2 separate regions of the Homo sapiens genome follow, and region 2 is linked to region 1. A link is a contact called in ENCODE Hi-C data. All regions are on one chromosome and are shown on one strand. The core of a region is the stretch at or near the end of the contact, and the rest is flanking DNA. Distances in the headings are between cores, read along the strand shown.

The links. A loop is a pair of places that touch in the nucleus more often than their neighbours do. Pooled maps may share reads with other maps.
Region 2: a loop to region 1 is called in a map of PC-3, with 6 times the contacts of the local background. The contact joins the promoter of ALG10 here to the enhancer-like site in region 1. A Hi-C loop is called at or near these places in 1 of 168 maps with a recorded cell type or tissue (PC-3), 2 of 37 single-sample maps with no recorded cell type and 5 of 50 pooled maps.

The regions. Positions count from the first base shown.
Region 1 is chr12:33,586,702-33,589,632 of GRCh38, reverse strand. No RefSeq gene overlaps it. Among named protein-coding and RNA genes, the nearest start is that of SYT10, 150 kb to the right of the region's middle. RefSeq lists a cis regulatory region at 891-1,759 and an enhancer at 1,105-2,025. Within about 2 kb of position 1,437, at least 5 of the 41 ENCODE cell types and tissues checked have a DNase peak (open chromatin) inside an H3K27ac peak, as active enhancers do; they include PC-3, where a contact is called at or near this core.
Region 2 is chr12:34,021,057-34,024,265 of GRCh38, reverse strand. ALG10 (ALG10 alpha-1,2-glucosyltransferase) reads right to left here and starts at 1,770. Exons shown (of 3, transcript NM_032834.4): 1 at 1,496-1,770; 2 at 107-304. The coding sequence starts at 1,666. RefSeq lists silencers at 1,764-1,950, 1,864-2,013.

The sequences.
Region 1 (2,931 bases), core at 188-2,687:
ATTTTTTTATTTAACTGCCTACTGGAATCTCTACTTGGGTGTCTAAATACATCTCAAACTCAGAAAAATCCAAACTGAGCCTCTGATGCCCATGCCTCTGTCCCCTGAGGTGTCTCATACAGCCTTTTCCATCACTATTGATGGTCACTTCATCTTTCCATTTATTCAGGACAAAACAAAATTGAGTCTTCTTTTTCTTATGCTCTATATCCAATCTGTTAGAAAATCCTGTTTGTTTTCTATTTAAAATATATTCAGAGTCTAATTGTTTTCCATTGTTTCCACTATTACTGCTCTGCTCCAACCCACTGTCATTTCTTATATGAATGATTTCAATAGTTTCCTAATAGAACTTGTTTTTATAAGCCCAACCCCACTAAGTGAAGCCAGAGCTTAGCAGACAGATTGGTCCTTTCACCATGTATGTCAGATTACAACACTCAAATCTTGTCTCTGTTTTACTCAAAACTCTCCAATGCCTCTTCACACAATGGCCTACTAGGATCTACATCATCTGCCTGAACTACTCCTCTCTTGACATTATCTCTAACCAATTTCCCCTCGTTTATTCTACTCCAGCCACAATGCTGTTCTCAAATACTTAAGCAAATTTCCACCATATGGCTTCTGCACCGTTTGTTCGCTCTGCTTGATTATTCTTCCGCTATATATCCACATAGCTAACTCCTCACCTGTTTCTCAAATGTCACTTTCTCAATAAGCTGTACCATGCCCCTATTTAAGAGAGTGGTCCACCCCCACCAGTCCACCACTCCTGCTCATTGTCCATTCCTTTCACCCTACTTTAGTGCCACACACACACACCTGCTGCACTATAGCATTCCCAGCTTCCAGCAGATAGTACTTCTTTTTTTAATTTTCTAACTTCCTTCCCATAATAGAAATATAAGCTTCATGAAGAGAATGATCTTTGTCTTTTTTTTTTTTTTGGTAAATTTCTGATGTACTCTAACTGTTACCAGGGGGTCCCAGTTACCCCCCAAAATGGGCCTTTTCCTGTTCAGTGTCACAAGCAAGTATACGAAACTGAAAGTGAGCATTAGACAGTACAGGCTTTATCTGATGGCCATAAAATGCAGAAGTGGGAGTGTGGCTCTCAAATCAACTTATCACCTCCTGAGAGAGAACCAGGGAGTTACAGATATAGGGTATCTTCAGTGAAGGGGCTGGGCATTAAAAGCAAGCAGGGGAATATTTATGCTTTTCTTGGTAAGGAATGGAGATTTCCTAGGAGTCGCCTCTTTTCTGTCATTTTTTCATTTCTTCTGGTCATTGTCATGGTGATTATCAACTGTCAAGGCATCCAGGGGTGAGTCATTTGTCATGAAAATTGGATTACAATGAAGCTAGAGATTCATCAGAGGTCAAGCAAACTGCCAACATGGATTTCGCAAGTTTCAACTGGTTTAGTTCTAAGAATAAACTTTTGATCACAGACATGCTGTTTCCTAACAAAGTTAAGGCTGAGTAGGAATTCAGCTGTGTCATGTAGACATTGCCTTGGGCAACAAAAGCAGGGTAGGGGTCCAGCTAAGTCACATAGGCCCTGCAGCCGGTAATAGGAATTCAGCTATGTCATGTAGACATTGCCTTGGGCAACAAAAGCGGGGTAGGGGTCCAGCTAAGTCACATAGGCCCTGCAGCCGGTAATAGGAATTCAGCTATGTCATGTAGACATTGCCTTGGGCAACAAAAGCGGGGTAGGGGTCCAGCTAAGTCACATAGGCCCTGCAGCCGGTAACATAACCACAGACTCAGAGCAGGTGCTTAGTAAATATTTGCTGAATTACTGAATTGGAATTTTACATATTTATAAAAATTATTTAGATTCAGTGTTACCACTTAATGTCTAATTTTTCCCAGGCTTTATACTTAATAAAAGCAAGTATTATGTCCATCTTGTTCACTATTATACCTGTAAACTAGGCATGCTGACCAATATATAATAGGTACTCAAAGAATATTTGCTGAATGTGTAATCACCAAGGACAACAATGACAGATCTTTTAAAATTACTCAAAAACCATATATAGAAAAAAAATCGACAATGTGATTTAATCATGACTAATTCTGGATTTTGAATCCTCTCACCAAAGCACTCCTTTTCCTAGGGCAGATCATGTTACTCCACAAAGGAGCATAAAAGTGGCCAAGTTGTATGCCTTTCCCATAGTTCACACATTAGTCAATCTCAGTCAATCCATTAGTAAATCTTACTGAGAACTTGGGCAGACCTTGTTAACTTTCAGAGACCCTGGCCTTGATTCATAGAAATAGTCAGATGCCTGATCTATGGGTCTAATACCTATATTCCTCATTTGGCAATTAACCTGGAACAATATTGTATTAATTCTAATAATCTTTTAATTTTGTGTTGTTATTCAACTCATGTTTTCTTTTCTTATGTATGTGCACATGCATTTGTTGCATTTCCTCTGAGTAGTTCACAAACTGCTTGAGATCAGGAACTACATCATATTTCTTTGAATCTTAATTACATAATTTTTTGTTTCTTGGGTTTGGATTGCATGGTCATAGGTTCAGCCGTAACTTGAATGTCTATAATTCCTAAATCAAGCTAACGTTAAAAATACAGATGTCGCCAGTAATGTTAATAAATATTTTCCAAACATTCCGATTACCCAGAAGGGACCTAGAAAAAAGGTCAACAAAATTGATCTATGTCAATATTACCAGAATTATGAAACATCCCAAAAGTAGGAAAAGGATTTACGTATAGGGTCCTAGCATTGGGTAAGCATAGAAGGAGACAAGGCTACATATATATAAGCCAAAGCAAACAAAAGTCTGACAAAACCCCTGTGGTTTTAGGAAAACATAAAATATACAGCAATTAGACAAGAACAAGGGGTCATAACAGGCCTTAGCTACGCCAGCCTAGCAAATCCC
Region 2 (3,209 bases), core at 521-3,020, 430 kb before region 1:
GTTACAAAGTGTTAAAGACATTTTTCACCAAATCTCATAAAACTAATTCATTGTAATTGTGGACCTGACTACACATAAACTTGTAATTAAGTATTTTGAAACATACCTTGTTTCTGGGTTGTACCTTGCAGAAAAGCAAATATAGTAAATAGAAGTTGCCAACACTGAAGAGAAGATTAACAAATCTGAGCATCCCAATGGAGCAGACAACATGTTCAGACCATCCAAAGATCCAAATGGCAGGTTTGATCACTCCAATTGACACCAGGTACAAGCCAGGTAATGTAGTAATCATGGGATCCCACTTTAAAATGAAAGAAAATGAAGTAAAAGCAAGAGGTAATAGGAACAAGACAGGCACAAATATGTCAAGCCCAAGTCTCATCTCCAGCAACAATCAGAAATTTTGAGAAGTTATTCTATGACAAGATTAAGTAAGTCCTTGGCAGAACAGGATTCGTTTTTCTTATTTTTTGCCCCCGGACCAGCTTAGTGATGGTTCAGGTAGCAGCAACCAATAAACAACAACAACTTAAAATCTATTTCTATTTTCCAAGAAATGTTCTTTAAAAGCCTTTATTTTGATAAATAAACTGCAAATGTTCCAGTTTTTAAAAGCATGGAAACATTGTTTGGGACTCTTAAGTTTAGGAAAACATTTGGACCACAGGCTCCATGATGACAGCTAACATAAACTGAGACAGAAATTGTTGCCAAACCCTCTGTATTAACGTTACAATATGCCCTATAGTAAAGATTATTGTCATTTTGCAGATGAGTAACCTGAATTTCTGAAACTCAGAACATCTCCAAGATCACAAAACTAGTAAATCACAGCACCAAGATTTAAGATCAGATCTTTCTCTAAAACAGACTTTATATTTCTAGCCAGTACCCTATATTGTGTCACCAGAGAAGCAGGGGATGCTTATTTTGATATTTATATGTACATACTTGCACAGTCAAATATATACTCAAAAATGATGTGACTTGACTGGTTGCCAGTTTATCCAGTTAACAGTTCACTAAAAATACCCAGGGAAGGAATTTGTGATTATAAATTGTCACTTTTTGGTAGCTGAAGATCCCTCCAGTCCACCCTATCCCACCCCTAAAATGCACAGTGAGGTGCTTGACAGGTGAGCTAAAGGAAAGTTTTCTGGTATTTCCAAGGAGCACCCGAATGCCTTTAATCCTAAAACAAGGAAAGACAAAGTGGGATCGATATCGTCAGCTGCCAAGAGGAGGGCTCAGTTCCCCGTTGAGTATTCTCCCAGATCACTCCTTCCTGGAGGACAGATCTGCTGTTTATTCATTCATTTAATAAATATTTCACAGATCTCAGAGACAGGAACAAAAGACTATACCCAGTTTCTTTCATGTTCTGAGGCTTGAGGGGGTGGAACAGGACGAGTGAAGTCTAAGGATGGGAGGACGTGGGGACGCTGGGACCTCTCAGGCCTCTCCTGGGGTGGGGACAGGTTGGGGACCCCACCTGGGAAAGGGAGAAATGGCCCTCACAGTAGCGCTGCGCCTGAGGCAGGTGGAAGATCTCGTCCATGTAGGGCTCTCGCAACGCCCGGCTGAAGGCGGAGAAGAGGAGGCAGGATACTAAAAAGGTACAGCTCAAGGCGGCCGAGAAATAGTAACCTTCCAGCTGCGCCATTCCAGCTCCCACAGCCACTGCCCAAGAACCTACTCCTGGAAAATTCTGAGCCTGGAAACCCGAGCTGGAAACTTGGGCTCGAAATGGGCGCGCTAGGCGGGACTAGCCAGACGGGGCCACATACCGGAAGGCAAAGGATGCTGGGAGAGCGCGGATCCGGAAAGATCGGGTCGCTGTTTCCCGGAGTGACGGGTTTAGATAACGGACCGGATGATTACCCTCTCAATCGCATTGCCCGGGGCGCACAAAGTGTCAAAACTTCCGGAAGGGGCGGGTCTCGGATTTCGCCAGCGCGGGAGGTGCGTGGCTTGCTGCTTAGAAAAAAAAAAAAAAAAAAAAAAAAAAAAAAGCCGCTTCTTAGCTTGGATCTTTTTTCCTGCTCACTTCCATCACTTACCAGAAGGTGGCGACGTTTCCCCACGTTTCCAATTCCAAGCCCTAAAATGGACACATTTTTTCCCCCGTTATTTCTGTTATTTCTCTCCAGTGATCCGAATTAATTAAACCCTCAATTCCAAGACATTTCATTCCATCAACTTTGGAGTGTAGGAAGGGTGCGTTGGTTGTGATAGCAAAGACTGAGAGTTTTAGATGAAAACTTGAAGAACCAGAGACCCGTCAATGCCGAATGAACTTCAGTGAGAGGAGTGTTTGTTCGTTTGTTTGTTTAGGTTAAAAGAGAACTCTTTCAAAATGTGGATGCTCTCAGAGGATTTAGTTAAATTGACATTCCTAGTGCACTTTCATAGTCATATTACCCTGTAGGATTTGGAAAATACATATATATTTTAGAATTCGGGATGTTTTAGGTGTGCCTGTAAATTTGGTTGTTAATATCTGTAAGGCAGCCTTCTGTTTTTCCTACTAAATCATAAGCGTGAACATCTTAGTGGGTGGCATTATACATCCTTTATGTTTGTAGTCCCCAAAATGGCTTTCACACAGTAGGCACTTAAATTTGTGGACTTTTATAGGCTGTGTAGACATCATCAAATTCCTGTATTCTGGGATTAGGTGCTGGGGGCAGGAGATGAGGTAAATAATTTGAAGAATGCCGAAGATAAATTATGTGTTGTAATTTTGTCTTGAGCATGGTTGGCCATGTTTTGTAGAAAAACTATTTCTCAGGTAACCTCAATCAGGTTGCCTTTGGCAGGAATATATCAGAATTTAGGCGGGATTTAAGGTTGCAAACCTCAGAGTTCTCAATTGAGCTCTTTTTCTGGGTTAAAACTAATTCAGTATTTCTAAACTTAAGAAAGTTTCTTAAATTAAGCTGACTGCCTTTCCATTCTGTCTCTGCCTGTTTCCTCAATGATAAGAGGAAGTAGTGGTGAATGAGGGCTGGGATGGGAACATTTACATTACTGGAATAAAGTCATGTGAGGATCCTACTCTGATGTGATGCTTAGCTTTGTTTTAACCATTATCTCCCATTTTATTGTTGAGTCCATGCTGTACTTATCTGTTTAAGTCACTTGTAACACATCTCCAGATGATTCAGTCTTCAAGAGGTTGATGTGATCTACAAGTAATTAGCTCC